Linked DNA regions of Mus musculus: region 1 is linked to region 2. Evidence: chromatin loops called from intact Hi-C (ENCODE). Cell type or tissue: left cerebral cortex. All regions are shown on one strand.

Region 1 (8,000 bases), 180 kb after region 2:
TGAGTGGAAATGATGGACTCACATACTCTGAACTCCACTGCCTGGGTTCAAACCCCACTTACTCAGGTGACTCTGGGACAATTCCTTAAATAGGAGGGACTTGCTCCCTCCTCCTTATGGTGATTAGTAACAGTGTTCACCATATAGCTTCATTCATTTGTTTTGTTTTTGCTTGGGTCCTGGGAAGGAGTTTTAGACATGGTTTCATGTAGCAGCCGGTCTAAAAACTCTCTATATCTCCAAGGGTAACCAAATCTTCTCTTTCCGAATATCATGGCATTTCCACGAAAGCTAATCAAACTTCCTCCAGTGATCCAAAGATGTAATTGCCATCAATCACATTCTAGCATCTCTGCTGGTCAGCTTTTCCTGACAACTTGACAGGACCTAGATTCACCTGGGAAGAGGGCCTCAATGAGAGATTATCTAGAGCAGGCTGGCCTCTGGGCTTATGTGTCAGGGGTTGTCTTGATTGTTCACTGATGGAGGAAGAATCAGCCCACTGTGAGCGGCACCATTCCCTAGGCAGGTGGTCCTGAACTGCTTAGGAGGAAAGCTAGCTGAGCATATAATTAGCAAGCCAGTTGACAGCATGGGTGCAGTCACCTTTGCTCTTGACTGTGAATGTGCTGAGTGAGACCAGCTGTCACAAGCTCCTGCCTCAGTGACGTTCACTAAGTAATGGTCTGTGGCCTGGAACTGTAAACTGAATGAACCATTTCCCTTTCCTAAATTGCTCTTATGCAGGGTGTTTTCTCACAGCATCAGAAGTGGGGCTAGAGCAGTGCTCCAAACATTGATCCCACAAGCATTTATTGAATACTTGTAGGCACTAAATTCTTCTCTAGTCCCCAAAGACTTTTCCTTTCTTTTATATTACAAAACATACAAACCGAAACAACAACAAGCTCTACAAATGAGTCTGCCTCAGGGTGATCGCTCTCTCTGTGTGGGATGTAGGCTTCAGACATAATGAAGTTTACATTACACTTTATCTCTGGGTGCAGTGATGGTCTTCAGGCAACAGTCCTCTCACTTCTTGTGTGGCTCTCCATTCTCCTCCACGGATGACCCATGATTGACAGTGGTAAAGTGCAGTCCTTCTTTCCTGTATCCTCTTCCTAGCATGTACCACAGATGCACACAGAGAAGGGGGAAAGGGAGGAAGGGGAGGAGGAGGAATAGGGAGAGGGAGAGGGAGAGAGAGCGAGCTGGAGACAGGAGAATGGATGAAGGTACGTAAAGCAGAGCTGGGCGAAGAGTCCCCTCCTGTCCTCCATGCAGGAGAGGAAAGGTCTGGGAGGCAGGTGCTGGGTGAGTCCTCCTCTGTGGTTTCATACACAGCTCAGAAGTTATGACTGCTGCTGCTAAGCGATATGCCCTCTTTTTTTTTTTTTTTTTTTTTGGCAATCACATGACTTCTTTTAGTTTCTGGATTTCTTTTCAAGATTTCCTAAAATCCCTTTCCTGGAGGGTATTTGCATGGTTACGGGGCACAGCGTGCATTGTCAGAGAAATTACAAATTGCTAATTGAAGCGCCTCTGAGAATCATTTTCCTTTTGTTTTGCTTAATTTTCCACACTTAGGAGATCAAACTTTCAGTTAAATGTTTATACAGCAATTCAGCCCTTGCAAGCCATCTGTTGCCGAGCGGGATCTCTAGGATGCACAGTCTCGTGTGCTGGGTTGAGCCTTTCAAATCTCTTTGCACGGAGGCAGAATGTTTAACCCATGCCAGCAGATCACCACTTTTATTTCCAAATCCCCTGCCAAACTCTCATCGATCTCCATGGGTCGCGGATGGAGAGCATTGTGGGTTGTCCTCTATCAGTGGCTCAGAGCGCTCACCTCTCTCGCTTCTCCATTTCTATCATGGAGAAGGCACTGAGGGGTGCAGGCAGCATCCTTAGCATCAGTGCCCACGCTGCTCATGAAGAGCTGAGCTAACACGCACCGGAGGGAAAATATTGCTTCTCACAAATGCTCAATAATTATAGTCTTTGTTGCATTCAGATCCATATTGTGACACATAGTGGAACATCTTCAAAGTCTGTGTGGAAAAGTTAACAGATACTTGCTGGTGACAGTGAAAAAAAAGTTACTATATGGAGAAGAAAACTGCATAAACAGAGAGACATTGGTGGCAGCTGGGCTCAAGGCTCTGTCTTTGTGTGTGTGTGCGCGCGCGTGTGTGTGTGTGCACATGTGCACACAGCTATGTGTATAAGGGCAGGTACACACGTGCCCCAGAGTGGGTGTGGAGGTCAGAGGATAAGCTCTGTTGTGAGTCGTCATTTTCTACCTTGCTGTGACGTGGGCTCCTGATGCTGTTTTCCCACCATGTAGCGAGCATGAGAGCTCCTGGGAATGCTTCTGTCTCAGATACCCACCCAGTCTTAAGAGGGTTGAAGTTACAGATGCTCACATTATTGAGGCTGGCTTTTCCTTGATTTATTTTGGGATTTGAACCTGGGTTGCAAGTGCTTTTCCCCAGCTCCTTGGGGGAAATTTCTAGCCAGCGTGGTATGTTGGCTTCGAGAAGACCTGGGTGAACAGACTGCATAGCATATTTCTCAAAGAATATTTATTCGGAGCAGTTCCTCTTCCAATCAAAGGGGCCCGGGATTCTCTTTTTCTGAGAGCTGTCGACCAGTGGACACAAAGAGCAGGAGAGAGTGAGTCTTCCATCCTATCTCCCTGATTTGCTTGTTTGCATTGAAGTCTTCGGAGCATAAAATCGTTGCCTCCTTCCCACAAAGGTTAGGGCAGTTGTTCTCCATCTTGAAATTGAGCTAAGCAAGGTGTCTGTTTTGTTGTTGTTGTTGTTGTTTTGTTTTGTTTTGTTTCCTTTTGGTGATTTAACTCCTTATACATTCAGGGACAGAGGGTATCAAATGTTTGAGTCCCTGTGTTTAAACACTTGGTACTAAACTGTTTGAGAAAGTTACAGAAGCTGCAGAATATAGAGCCTAGATGGCTGCCTGAGGTGGGTCACTGTGGGTGAGCCTGTGAAGGTATAGTCCAGCCGTGGCTCCAGTTTAAGCTCTTTAGCCATGATGGACGTGAAATACAGTAGCCACCTACGCCCACAGGCAGAGCCACTGCAGCTGTCTTGCCTTGCACATCACGATGGACCATACCCTCCAAAACAGTGAGCCCAGATATATCTTAAGCTGCTTCTGTCCAAGCTCTGTCTCAACGATGAGAAAGGTATCTGATTCAAGGGAGATGAAGATGTCCATCTACCTGGGAGCATCAAACGAGTCCCTGTTTTATCTTCCATGGAAATGTCTTCATAGCAAATTGTTTTTGGATTAAAAAAAAAAAACTAAGAATAACTGTCATAGAGTCATTAAGCATAGATTTCTGCCTGACGTTTGGATGTGAAGTTTAAAGACTTCACACAGGACTTATTGATGTCTCTGGATGCTCAGCACACCGGGAACTTCCTTCTGCAGACAGCCTTAGGAAGCTTCACTGTGTGGGCTCAGAGATCCAGCTAAGTAAGCAAAGGACTTGCCAAAGGCCTGGGTTTAGTCCCCAGCACGGCATAAACCACACATGGTGGCACAGGCACTTGGAAAGTGGGGTAGAAGGATCAGAAGCTCAAGGTCATAGTAAGTTTGTGGGCATCGGGGATGCATGAGATGGCTTTGAAAAGGAATTCTTAGTGCTAGGAGTGTAACTTAGAGGTAGCATTCTTGCCTAATATATATACGCAAAGCTCTAGGTTCAGATCCCATTGCAGCAACAGCAGCAGCAGCAATAACAACAACAAAATATTATGATATTTTCAACTTGGATGAAACTGGAATAAAGATTCAATAAAACATCAAGTCTGTTTTGTCAAGGAAGGGAAGTCGTTTAGAAGATACACTCTGATAATTAATTTGTTGAGTTTTATAGAGCAATGGTCTGTGAACTGCAGTCCATGGGCCAAATCATGTTGCCTGGCTAGGCTTGTGTTGGGAGTTTTATTAGAACACGGCTGTAGCTACTCTGGCACTACAGCAAATGGGTTTATTTCTTAAACCAACACACCCTGCTATTTACTGTCAACGAGTTCACAAAGAAATCCGAGGACTTGTAGGAATCATTAGCCCACTGGAGGTACCTGCACGTATTGAAATGCAGCTGAATTTGTTTGTCCATATATTTAAAGACCAACAAATGAACAATAAGATTCTGCGAAAGGTGGTCAAAGTAGGATTTCTATTTCTTGGAGGGTAAAGGCAAGAAGAGTGCAAGTGAAATCGGGGTTTAGGTTCTGAGAAAATATCTGATGCCCTGAGATTTTGCTTTTCTGAGCATTTCATGTGTTTCAAAGTAGCTACACCGCATAAAGAAAGGACCTTTATCTTTCCCTACTTAATAAAAGCACCCCTCCCCCGTAGTCTTCTAACTTTTGGTTAGTCAGAGCTCAAACCTTATTCAATTGCTGTAGACATCACTTGGGAAAAGCTTCCATCTAATCCTGTTTGGGACGAGCAGAAAAGTTTTCAGTGTACAAAAACCACCAAATAGGCCATGACAAAAAATAAATATCACCCACCCACCACCTGGCAGGGCTGGGATCAGCCCAAAGTATCAGAGCTAAAGGAGCCCAGGCGATGTAACAGGAGAATTCACTGAATAAGCACCTATTTAAAAGACGGCATAATGTTGGGATGCATGTTTATAAACCTTCTCTTCAGTGGAGAAGTACTTAGTGCCACAACCACTTTAAACAAAATTAGTGGAAAAAACAGGGAGTTTTAAGGAGTAAGAGATCAGGTATTCTTGGCTCACCACACATCAAGTGATTGAAGCTAAAAATGGCTTTAAATACTGCAATGGCTTGAAACGCCTTACATAAACTGACCAGGAATCTGGGGCATTCGCACTACAGACAATTTTCTTCTCCTCCGGATAAGGGATGGGAATTAGTCATAGGGGTATTTCCAGATAATGTAGTTAACACCTCACACTGTATTAGGTAGGCAGAGGGCTGTGCTCCAGGGAGAGAAACTGCTCCTGCCAGCTCTCACAAGGAATGTGGGTATTTTTAAAGTCTGAGTGACCACTAGTGAGTCATGTCCACAGCATGCCTCCCTTTTGGTGTAAAATAACAAGCAGTACTTCCAAACAGTCATTTAGTTATTTGTTCAGTTCTTAATTCATCTATTCATCCATACATCCATCCATCCATCCATCCATCCATCCATCCATCCATTCATCTATCCAGCTGCCTATCCATCCATCTATCCATCCATTTATCCATCTACCTGCCAATCCATCCATCCACCTGTCCATCCATCCATCATCTATCCATCCATCTACCTGTCCATCTATCCATCCATCCATCCATCCATCTATCCATCCATCCATCCAACTTTTCAGTTCCCCATTTGTTCATCCATTCAACAACATCTACCTGCTCATTCATTCATTCATCTCATGGTTATTGAGGTGGCATTAATATGTTAGTAAAAAGAGGCAACAAAATACCAAGACCTGATGAGACTGTACTTCCCTGTAGTTGGACTCCATCTCTTTCTCTGCCTACAGGCAGAGTTCTAGGAAACAGTCCTGATCCCATTTTCCCTCCATCTCAAACCCACTCTGCAGGCAAATGCAAACCCTGTAGGCTAGGAGCCTTGTAGAAATCTGTACCTGGAAATGAAGTCCAACGATAAAAGGAAGGCCCAGAGACCTGAAGAGGCATGCTCTAAGTTCCATCTCTGTTGTGTAACATAACTTCAGAGACAAGGCATGAGTTCAAACCAGACCTGATACTTAGGAGTTGTGTAGACTTGAGCAAGTAGTTTCCTCTCTCAGTTTTCTGTAACCTGGGAAGAAAACAGCAAATCTTTTCCACCAGGACCACAAGGGAGTAGGACAGGGAGAGTGTACATGTGTTCCTCTAGTCTGCTGACTGCCTCATAGCCAGCCTTGTATAAGAGAAAGCTTTATGTGAGTCACAACTTATAGGGAAGAATGTTGCCCAAACCACATCAACAGTAATTCAAGAACAAAATAGTCAGGCTCTTACATTGTTTATGTTTTTTTTTTTTAATCTTAGATCTGTTTTTTAAAAGTACCACTTACTCAACTCTTCTGCTAGAACTATTTGATGAGTAACTACTGGGTACCTCAAATTGGGTGGGGTGCTGGGCCCCTTCTTCGTGAAGTTGAACCCTGATAGCACACACTAACCAGCCTCAGATTGATGGGCACTGGGGGTCAAGAGCAGTTTGTATCGTAAGTTCGCAGACGAGGGAATGATGATGGGTGGGCTGTCCTGAGGGAGGATGTCCTCTTTCTGTGACATCATGTGAAGTCACAGAGGCGTTCCTTCAGTCCTTACCATACCGCGCATAGCTCTGCCAGCTCCTTCCATGACCAAGCTCTATCACGTACAGTGGCTTATTTCTGTCCCTTCCTCTGCTAGAGGTCCCACTCTGCTGACTCAGGGAGTTGCTACTTTTCCAACTCCCAAAGGTTTCTTGATCACCAAGTAAACGTTTCCCACATGTATTAGACTTTTAGTTTCCGAGACAGGCACCAATGTTTGAATTGAATCCACTATGCTTGACCAGAAACCAGTTGTGCTTCCTGTTATTGGGGGGGGGGCGATGAGTATGGGTACCACGGGAGGAGGATAGATGCTCTGCTATCACCACAGCTGGTCATTATCTGTTGAGTGTAGACTGTGAGCTAGCACCACAGGAGTATATTCTGTGCACCGTCTGATTCCATCTTTAAAATGAATCAAATGGGTTGAGTGTCATGATCTCATGAGAACAAGCAGGCAAAGTGTGTTTCAGGTGGTTTCCCAATCACCCTGCTGGTCGAAGGTTGAATGAGAGGTTGGGTATTCTAAGCTGACAAAGACGGGCACTTGGCAGGGTGCTAGGAACATGGTCAGGAATGCATACCTGTGAGGGAATGTGGCACATGGAAGGGTCAGTGGGAGGACTGAGCTGTGATGCCAGAGTACCAAGTGTTTCCCACAGTCCTGAGCAGACTCTGAAGCCAAGATGGCTTTCATCTAAGGTACCAAACCATGAAACGGATGCTCTCAAGTGGGATAAGGAGACAAGAGTATCGTTGATGGAGGCTGCCTCCTGGAAAGGATCTAGATAGGGCAAGGTAGCTCACCTGGGTTAAGCAAAATCCCTGAAGAGGACTCATCCTTCAAAAGAAAATACCCTTGTGGCCTAGAAATCACCTTGATGCAAGATGGACATTTCAGCAGAATCTCACAGCATCCACTGCTCTAAAGCCATGCCTGGAGTCCATGCATGGAACAGGCTCAGGAAGGAAGAAAGTGACAGGGAAAGCTACACAGGTGGGTGGACATGGGAACATATGTTCTCTGAAGGAGCCAGCCATGAGAGAGTTTGAGACTCATGAGAAAATCGAGAGTGAAAATCAGCAGCTGCAACAATTTCACACTCTAGATTCTAGTGTGCTTGGAGTGTCAATCAAGTAGAAAAAGACTATTGCTTTTCTCTTTTCCATGTCATTGGTTTCCAGTGTGTGTGTGTGTGTGTGTGTGTGTGTGTGTGTGTGTGTGTGTGTGTGTCTGTGTGTCTGTGTGTATTCATGTGTATTTATATTTGCTGGGGAGATACTCATGCAAACATGTGTCCATCCTTGTAGAAGCTGACGGTCATCCTTAGATGTCATCTCTCAGAAGTCACCCTCCTTGTTTCCTGAGATAGAGGCTCCCACTGAGATCTAAGGAACTCCTGTTTAAGTATTGTTTCTGAAGGGGCTATGATATCACCAAGTCCTAGGGACAGACGCTTCTCATGCAGTCTCCTGTGTAGGAATCTGCTTGTGTCTTCAGTTCGGGAAGTACCCAAACCAAAGGCTGCTTCATGGTTTGTCACCTTAGATGAAGTATCAGAGATGCAGTATGAAGAAACATCTGGTTTTTCTCTGGGTCTCTGACCCCAGGCCCTTCAGCTTAAGAGCATGTCACTTAGCTGTGTGTTGGAAGCTCCTATGTGCC
Region 2 (8,000 bases):
TCATAAACACTAGCAGGAAGGTGGTAAGATGGAACAGCCTGCCAGGGCCCTCGCTCCCTGAGGGAAGTGTCTGCCGCACCCTTCTAGAGCTACAGAAATAGCCCAGGGCATGGCTGGATGCTACATTGGCTTTCTCCCTAAACCTTGTAAGTAGGCAATCAGGGTTTAACGACCCACACATTTCCAATTTTTTAGTTTAAAAAAATATATGCATATAATTTTTACTTCATTTAGAGGCTCATCTTCAAAAAAATAAAAAATAAAATAAAAACGACGTCATGACTCCCCCTCTCCTTCACGTTCCGATGAGGAAAACCAGACTATTTATGCTGCGTTTTAGGCTTTTTTTTTTCATATATAATTTTTCATATAAATGCACATTTTACCCTTCTTTCGGGGCGGAAATTTAACTTTTGTGGAAATGTGATGTGTGTTTAAATTACCAATTTCATAGGCAATATGTCTGATAATTGCGTAGAGATACCGAGTTAACTTGTAGCAATGAGTTTACGTGACAAAGGGACATCAGTTTGTTTGCAGTAAGCAGAGGATAAGGGAGCGGAAACTTTACTATTTGGGGAGGCGTGGGGTTGGGGAGGGGGAGGAGCAGGTTGGGGAAGGGAGGCCATGAAATTGCTTTTTTATAATTAAAAAGGGAATCTCGGATGTTTTATATCTTGAATATTTACAATAAAACCTTTAAGAGCTTGTCAAGAGGGTAATGTGTCATTAACTGGGGACTCTGCCGCACCTCTCCTCTCGGACATGACAGTGCCGTTAGGATAAGAGAAGAGTAATTATAGTTCGGCCATGCTGCCAGGTGTGATAAATGACTAATCAGCAGGCGGGAACCGCGGTTCTCAAAGGAGGACTATTACAGTGTTATCAGCTGCAGGCCTGGGTGTACGGGCCTTCGAACAGGGATGGGGACAGGACCTTGCTTCCTGCTCGCCTTGGCACTGGGCTCCTGAGCGAGCCCCATGCCTGGAGCGCGCCCCGTGCCTCTTAGTTTTGTCACCAGTGGCTTTGTGTGGCTGCCACCAGTGGGGAAAGCAACACACAGGGGCTCCAGCAATCTGCCTCCTGTTAATATTTATATAACACGTTCGCCAGCGTGGTGCAAGGCGGCTTTGCCCAGGGTGGGGATGGCTTTGACGGCGAAAGAACCTGTGAGCAGCCTGAAGACCATTGTGGGCCCAGCTGGCCTCTTGTGCTCCTCTCATGGCTGAGGGACACAGACATTACTGCAGTTGCCTTTGGTTCTTCTCACGTGGGGGACAAGGAAGCGTTGTTCCCTGAGCAGACTGGCAGCTAGGCCCTGGCCCCGGGAACATAGGGACGACATTATGGTAGTCCTTCTAGACACTTGCCCTAAAATTCTTTGACTCTGCTCAAAACAGAGCCCCACTCTGGATTTGATTTATTTGCTTATTGTGATCAGGAAATATTTCCTAACAACGTAGAGTAAAACAGGGGAGGGCGCCTCTGCATCTTTTCAGACAAACTGTGCTACACCAATCTGGTCGCACAAGTCCCTTGATTTTCCCCTCCCAGTGAGCTGAATGGTGGCCCTGGAGTGGCAACCCCATTCAAAAAGAACTGTTTGGAAATACACACCAGGAAACAGGCAAACGAATAAAGGGAGGTCCAAGGAAGGGGTGCATATAGTGTGTGTGTGTGTGTGTGTGTGTGTGTGTGTGTGTGTGTGTTTGAGATAAAACAGCACTTTTGATTCAAAGGTTATTTTTTTAAGGCTTACATTTTTATCAGTTGACATATTTTAACAGGGAGCCCTGACTGAAGTCACAAAAATTACGACTCCCAGCACCTAGCTACTTATCTGACAAACGCAAAGCCAGTTCTCTTGCTCGCATCACCGAGATCAGATTTCAGAAGGGGGAAGAAGAAGAAAAAAAAAGAATGCAGAGTGCCTTGCTACATTGTGTGCAGATAACCTTGCAGGCAGGAACTCCCAAACCAGAATAGAACCTTCCCTGAAATAATGGGCCGGGAAGCCCAATCACGTCACACTGTCATAGGCAGTGGGGGTGGGTGGGGGTGGGGTGGGGGCCGGAATCAAAAGGGGGAGAAACTCATTTCATCTCAGTTAATGGCAGGGAGACGCAGGCAGAGAAGGACTTTCACTGGTGCGACAAAGACTGGGGTTTTCTTCGCGGTCATGCAACATTTGCGCTTATACTGGGGCTCCTTTCAGAAGCCGAAAAGCCATTATTATAATGTGGAAAAGATGGAAAGAAATCCTCCCTTTTGGACACTGGAAGGGCAGATGAGGCGCAGAGCCGCTTTTCTTCTCCTCGGCCCCCTCTCCTTTTCCTCTCTACAAAATCCGCACAGAAAGGTTCCTGTCCTCCCCACCCCCCCATAACGGGCGAAGGATGCCAAGAGTAACTGTGCCCTTAGATAAACTGTGTGTCTTGGCTGCACACCTCCTTTCATGACTTAGCTGGCTGGGAAGTAGCACAAACGCCTTCTGACCCCAGATCCATGTCTCTAGCATTGTTTCCGAATAGCAGGTTCTAACGCAGGTGCACAGCCAATGCTTGCTCTAAGGGTTTAGCTGGGAAGATGGAAGTCCCTGCTGTGTCTACCCAGATGCCTGCCTGTCACCTACTGCCTGTGGTAGATGTGTGAGGATGCTTTCTAGTGGGCAGCGCACAAACTGGGAAGAGGAAAAGAAAGATTTTCTTTCTTTCTTTTTTTTTTTTTTTTTTTGGTTTTTCGAGACAGGGTTTCTCTGTATAGCCCTGGCTGTCCTGGAACTCACTCTGTAGACCAGGCTGGCCTCGAACTCAGAAATCCGCCTGCCTCTGCCTCCCGAGTGCTGGGATTAAAGGCGTGCGCCACCACGCCCGGCAAGAAAGATTTTCAATTTGTATTTGCTCTCTCTCTCTCTGATAAAGAATGCTGTGCTGTTTAGTAAAAACTGAGTTCTTTTGAAAAGGCTAGAGCTGAGCCTTGGGACTTGGTAGCTAAAAGTGTGCTTCCGTGACCTAATGCCAAGAAAAGAAGGTGCAGGGGAGAAAGGAGGAAAGAAAGGGAGAAGAGGAAATGAGAGAAGGGAAGATGCCCCCAAAGACTGGCTTGTCCTCACAGGGCTGACAGGAACAGTGAGATGGCATACCCAGCCAGCCTTTGATTCTCAGGCCTGGTTAAGTGTGAAGAACACCGATGACATTCTAGTCTTCAATAAATCACTATAAAAATGTTTATGGACCCTGCAATTTACTGTCTTTTAAATGCAAATTGAAAGGGGGGCAACCACTGCAAGTGTAAAGAAGACCCACCCGTGGTGGCCTCTGAAGGAATTAGAAAATAACAGCCGTCAATTTTCGTAGATGGTATGACCTCAAGTGGGACCATTTCAAAACGATTTTCACATCTGTGTGTGTGTGTGTGTGTGTGTGTGTGTGTGTGTGTGTGTGTGCGCTCGTGACAGCTCTGGTAATTTATTAACGATATTTCTGTGACTGGAAGGGAGATGGAGACCAGAGTGGAGTTAAACCTTGGCTGGAAAAGGGGTGGTATTTTTCACTTCTCCGGAGGAAGGAGGTGACTCAAAAGCCAGATCTCGAAAGTTATTTTGGCAAAATGCAAATCTTTCTATGGAAGTCAGCTCAGACATAGTTTTTGCTTCCCCCCGTCCCTCCTTTAAGCCGAGATGCATGTTCCTTGCATAGAACTCTCTATTTAGAAATATGGAAGACAAAGTCACCTTGAAAATAGCAGCACTGAGCCAGGTTCCTTTGCAGCTGTGTGCTCTGAGAGAGGTGGATTTTACTTTGTGGATGTTGTTTCTAACTGTGTCATAAAGAAGCGGGGCATAAACCATCAACTATGGGGCACAGTTCTGTCCCCACCCAGGTTCACCTAGTTTGGCTCAAATTTTTCCTTACACTTGACCCCAATGTCACTATGTGCAAAAACGGTTTGAATGAGTTGCAATGGGCAGGTGTATCAGTGAAGTGTTTAGCCTGGAGCCAGACCTGTGGGCAAGCAGCCTGAGAGTCTCTGGTTCTTCTCTCAATGCACTTTTACAGGGCCAGGGACAGTATGAGATGGTGACCCTCAAATGCATGGGGACATCTTGGGAAACAAACAGGGTACAGTGAAAGAAAGACCCACAGCCCACGGAAACGGGCGACTCTGCCGTTCTTCCAACAACTGCCTCCCCCTCTACTTCCCACCTGCCTCTGATGGAAAACACCCCAAGTCGGTACCATTTATAGAACCGTGGCTTGCAAACTATTTCCCCATCCCACAACACATGTGCCATAAACGCTGCTGAGCCGCATCCTCATTTGCTGTTGGAGAGAGAGAGAGAGAGAGAGAGAGAGAGAGAGAGAGAGAGAGAGCACATTTTGCTTGTTTTCAAACACAAGCTCCTCTCTGCACCTTGGAGGGTGAAGCCAAGATCTGTTCTCCCTGGCAGCCCCTCGCTGAAATGTGCGTCGCTGGCAAGCCCTGCCTGCTGATAGTGCCGTCAGAGCAGGCTGTCAGATTCCGAAGCATGCCACCATCTGCTTTAACAATCTAATGCTCTTCCATGTAGACATATGTTCAAGTGGCTTGCGAGCGTGCCGCAAGGGGCTCCCACTATCAGGGAGGAGGCAGAGGAGGCGGTGGAGGGGGAGGATACCTCTGCAGCAGGCCGCTGAAACCAACTGAAATAAAATTTTAAATGATTCTAAAGAAAATGTTCCTAGGAAGAACTTCCACAGATAAAATAATCTCTTAGAAACCCACTCCAGGATCAGCAACATGACTACGTACCTGCTATGTGTATGTAGATAATCAGAGAGATCTACAGAACCGGATTTTTTTATCCTCTTCCTGGTGACAGCCTACAGATTTTTTTTTTTTTTTTAAATCAGTATCTCCATTGAGCCTTCTGGGCCCAGCTACCCTGAGATTTCAACTCTACATTTTAATTTTCATTTTATCTATGTTGATGCTGGGGATGAAGTAAGTCCAAGATCTGGTGCATGGTAGGCAAGTCCGCCCCCAACATGCACGCCCCCATAGTCTTTGAAATGTTTCACTTTATTTATTTATTTATTTTGTCCTTCCTAACTTTAGCCTAAAGAATTGTGTCTGTATACAGTGGTGCTTATTAATAAACACACGTTGTTAATCACTCCAAGAAGCCAAGTGTGTGCTGGCTGTGTATTTGTCTCATCGCCTTTTCTTCGTCCCCTTAGAAGATGATGATGCTCAGGCAGACTTGAGGGAGGGCAGCAACTATAAAAGTCTCAGTATGTGTAATAGGTATGATATTGATAACAACAACAACAACAGCAACAATAATAATACCTCCACCTAGAATTTTGGCAAGAATTAGCTGACTCAGATGAATGTGGCCATCACAGTCCTCAGAAGAAGGAATAAGTAAATCAGCTGTTATTTGCAGCCAACCCAAAAAAACGGGCTGGGGACCGGAATAGATTTTCTATGCAAATTTCACCCTTCCTTCCTGGGAATGTCTGAATGTTTCACAAGCTGATGTGGAGCCTCCAAAATTCTTGAAGAAAAATTGCACAACAGGAATAAAATGGTTTTTTTTTTTCTTCCTCCGCTTGTACCCCTAAACATGCTTACCCTCTTTGGTCCTGTGGGCTAGCCTCTGCGTCCTCCTTTAGACTCGGCGACTTCAGTGAAACTATCTTTTTTTTTTTTTTTTTGCTGTTGTTGTGGTGGTGGTGGTTTGTTTGAATGTTTAGTTTTTCACCTTTCTGTCCTGGGGCCCAAAGCGGAGCATGGTGTCTACACAGCTGGTGCTGTACGTGTTTGCAGAAGGGACTTTGGACTCTTAAGAGTTTTAAGGACTTCTCCATTTAGGAATTCAGACAGACAGACAAGAGGAATGCTTAAACATATCAGTACTCATTCTGGGTTCACAGCTGGGTTCTCCCACCTAATATTAGACAGGTTCATAGATCTAGTGAAGCTTCAGTGTCTCAGTATGTGTAATAGGTATGATATTGATAACAACAACAACAATAATAATACCTCCACCTAGAATTTTGGCAAGAATTAGCTGACTCAGATGAATGTGGCCATCACAGTCCTCAGAAGAAGGAATAAGTAAATCAGCTGTTATTTGCAGCCGTCCGGTGTGTGAATGAATCTTGCCCGGATGGAATGACTGACTGTTGGAACACATCTGTCTGACCTTTAACCTTCGGACGCATCTTCGAAATCCTTCCCTGTCAGCATCTCTGAAATGCGAGCACTTTTGGAAGTTGTCCTTAGCCAAGTAGGGGTGATACCAAGCTTTGTTCTTATCTGTGCATTATGCAAACATACAAAGAGCCCACCAGGAATCTCGAAGGATAAGTGTTGGCCGCTTCCAAGAAAGTCTCAAAGATCATGGCAGGGGCCTCAGCCTTCTAGGAGCTAAGTGGTCACTGAAAGACCGGCACAGGTAGGTGTGGCCACTTAGACCTTGTCTGGTACAGTTCCATGGGCTAGAACGCTCAGTTCTGGAAGTGATAATCAAGATTAGCTTGCTTCACATAATTGCGAAATTCTTCTTCTAAGAAGGACCACACCCCCATGACTCCCAATAGTAAAAAAGAAAAGAGTCATGCTGGCAGACGCTTGATCTTCGATGATTCAGAGTTACAGTTATTCTGGGGATAGAGGACTTTGAAGGCGGAGACATTTTAGGAATGCCATAATAACTTTTTTCTACAGTATTTTCACTTACATTTTTATTGTATACATAAGAACTATCTATAGCAAAACCTACGTTCTCGGTCTGAAAGAGATCTTGAAATAAGTATAATTACACAAATTCTAAGTGATACAAAAGGGTCTTGCCCTTCCCCCCCCCCCCCCCCTTTCTACACAGGGAATAAATCCCAGAGCCTTGTGTGGACTGGGCAAGCATGCCACCACTGAGCTACATCCCCAGCTATATGGTTGATAGAGCATCAACCAACCTATCAGGATCTCGAATCACCTAGGAGGCAAACTTCTGAGCATGCCCATGAAGGGAGTATCTGGACCAGGTAAACTGAAGTGTGGAGAGTCAGCCCTTAAGTATGGGTAGGATCACTTTCATGGGCTTGGGCCCCTGGATGCCCAAAACCAAGAAAGCAAGCAGAGTACCAGGATTCATCTCTCCCTGCTTCCAGACTGTCAATGCCAGGTGACCAACCACTCCACACTTGGGCTGGCATGCTTCTCTGCCATGGTGGACAGCACCCTTGCGCTGTGAGTGAGAATAAACCCTTTCTCCTCAAGTTGCTTCTTGTTGGGTATTTGCTCACAGCAATTGAGGAAAGCAATGAGCTGGCCATTAGTTTGTAAGAGAGAATGTCATTATGTAGCCCAGGCTAGCCCCTGACTTGCCATCCTCTTGCCTCTGCCTCCTGAGTACTGAGATGACGAGTGTTCTTCCACCATACCCCATAGGCCATATTTTAACATACAACACTCTCCCTTCCTTTAGAGAGTAAGAAAGCAACAACATCTGTAATCTGACAGACTTAGGAAAACTGACAGGCTTAGCCCTCAACTAGAGTATTTAAATGGTTCCTTTCTCCGGGCGTTTGGGGCGTGGAGCGGGCCTTTCACCTGGGACCTGACTCTCCAGAGTTTGCTCCCTGCCTGCTTCTTCCATCCCGTTAGCTGGGTTCCTGGATGTATCTCAGCAATTCCTCATCAATGCCACACCCCACCTTTGCCTGTGATATTCCCCATCTTCCTTCTTACTCTTTATGTCCTCTTTGTGGTAGGTCGAATAAGGGCTACCAACAATGTCCATGTCATAATGCCCAGATCCTGTTGAGTATCTTAAGATTGCAAACAGGGAACTGAAGTGACAGAAGAAACGAAGGTCGCTCACCTGCCGACCTTCAGCGTGGGAGATGATTCTCAATGGCCTGGTGGGCCAGATTTTCTCACCAGTTTCCTACAGTGGGGAAGAGAGATGCTGTTGAATCACAGGGAATTGCACAGGCAAAGGATTAGACTGG

What was found. A loop is a pair of places that touch in the nucleus more often than their neighbours do. Peaks named below come from ENCODE experiments on the same cell type or tissue, not always from the same donor. Only the 100,000 strongest peaks of a DNase experiment are listed, where the experiment ranks them.
Region 1: a loop joins it to region 2, with 15 times the contacts of the local background. A loop is called at or near these places in 3 of 42 quality-filtered maps.

What each region holds. Positions count from the first base shown.
Region 1 is chr8:115,329,215-115,337,214 of GRCm38, forward strand. All of the region lies in intron 8 of Wwox (WW domain-containing oxidoreductase), which reads left to right. Among named protein-coding and RNA genes, the nearest start is that of Gm39256, 310 kb to the right of the region's middle. In left cerebral cortex, no CTCF peak of the experiment used is centred here; DNase peaks (open chromatin) are centred at 1,730, 4,944, 5,862 and 7,345.
Region 2 is chr8:115,149,763-115,157,762 of GRCm38, forward strand. The region is part of intron 8 of Wwox (WW domain-containing oxidoreductase); the gene reads left to right. Among named protein-coding and RNA genes, the nearest start is that of Gm39257, 190 kb to the left of the region's middle. In left cerebral cortex, no CTCF peak of the experiment used is centred here; DNase peaks (open chromatin) are centred at 23, 1,173, 3,689, 4,554 and 2 more places; H3K27ac peaks cover 350 bases.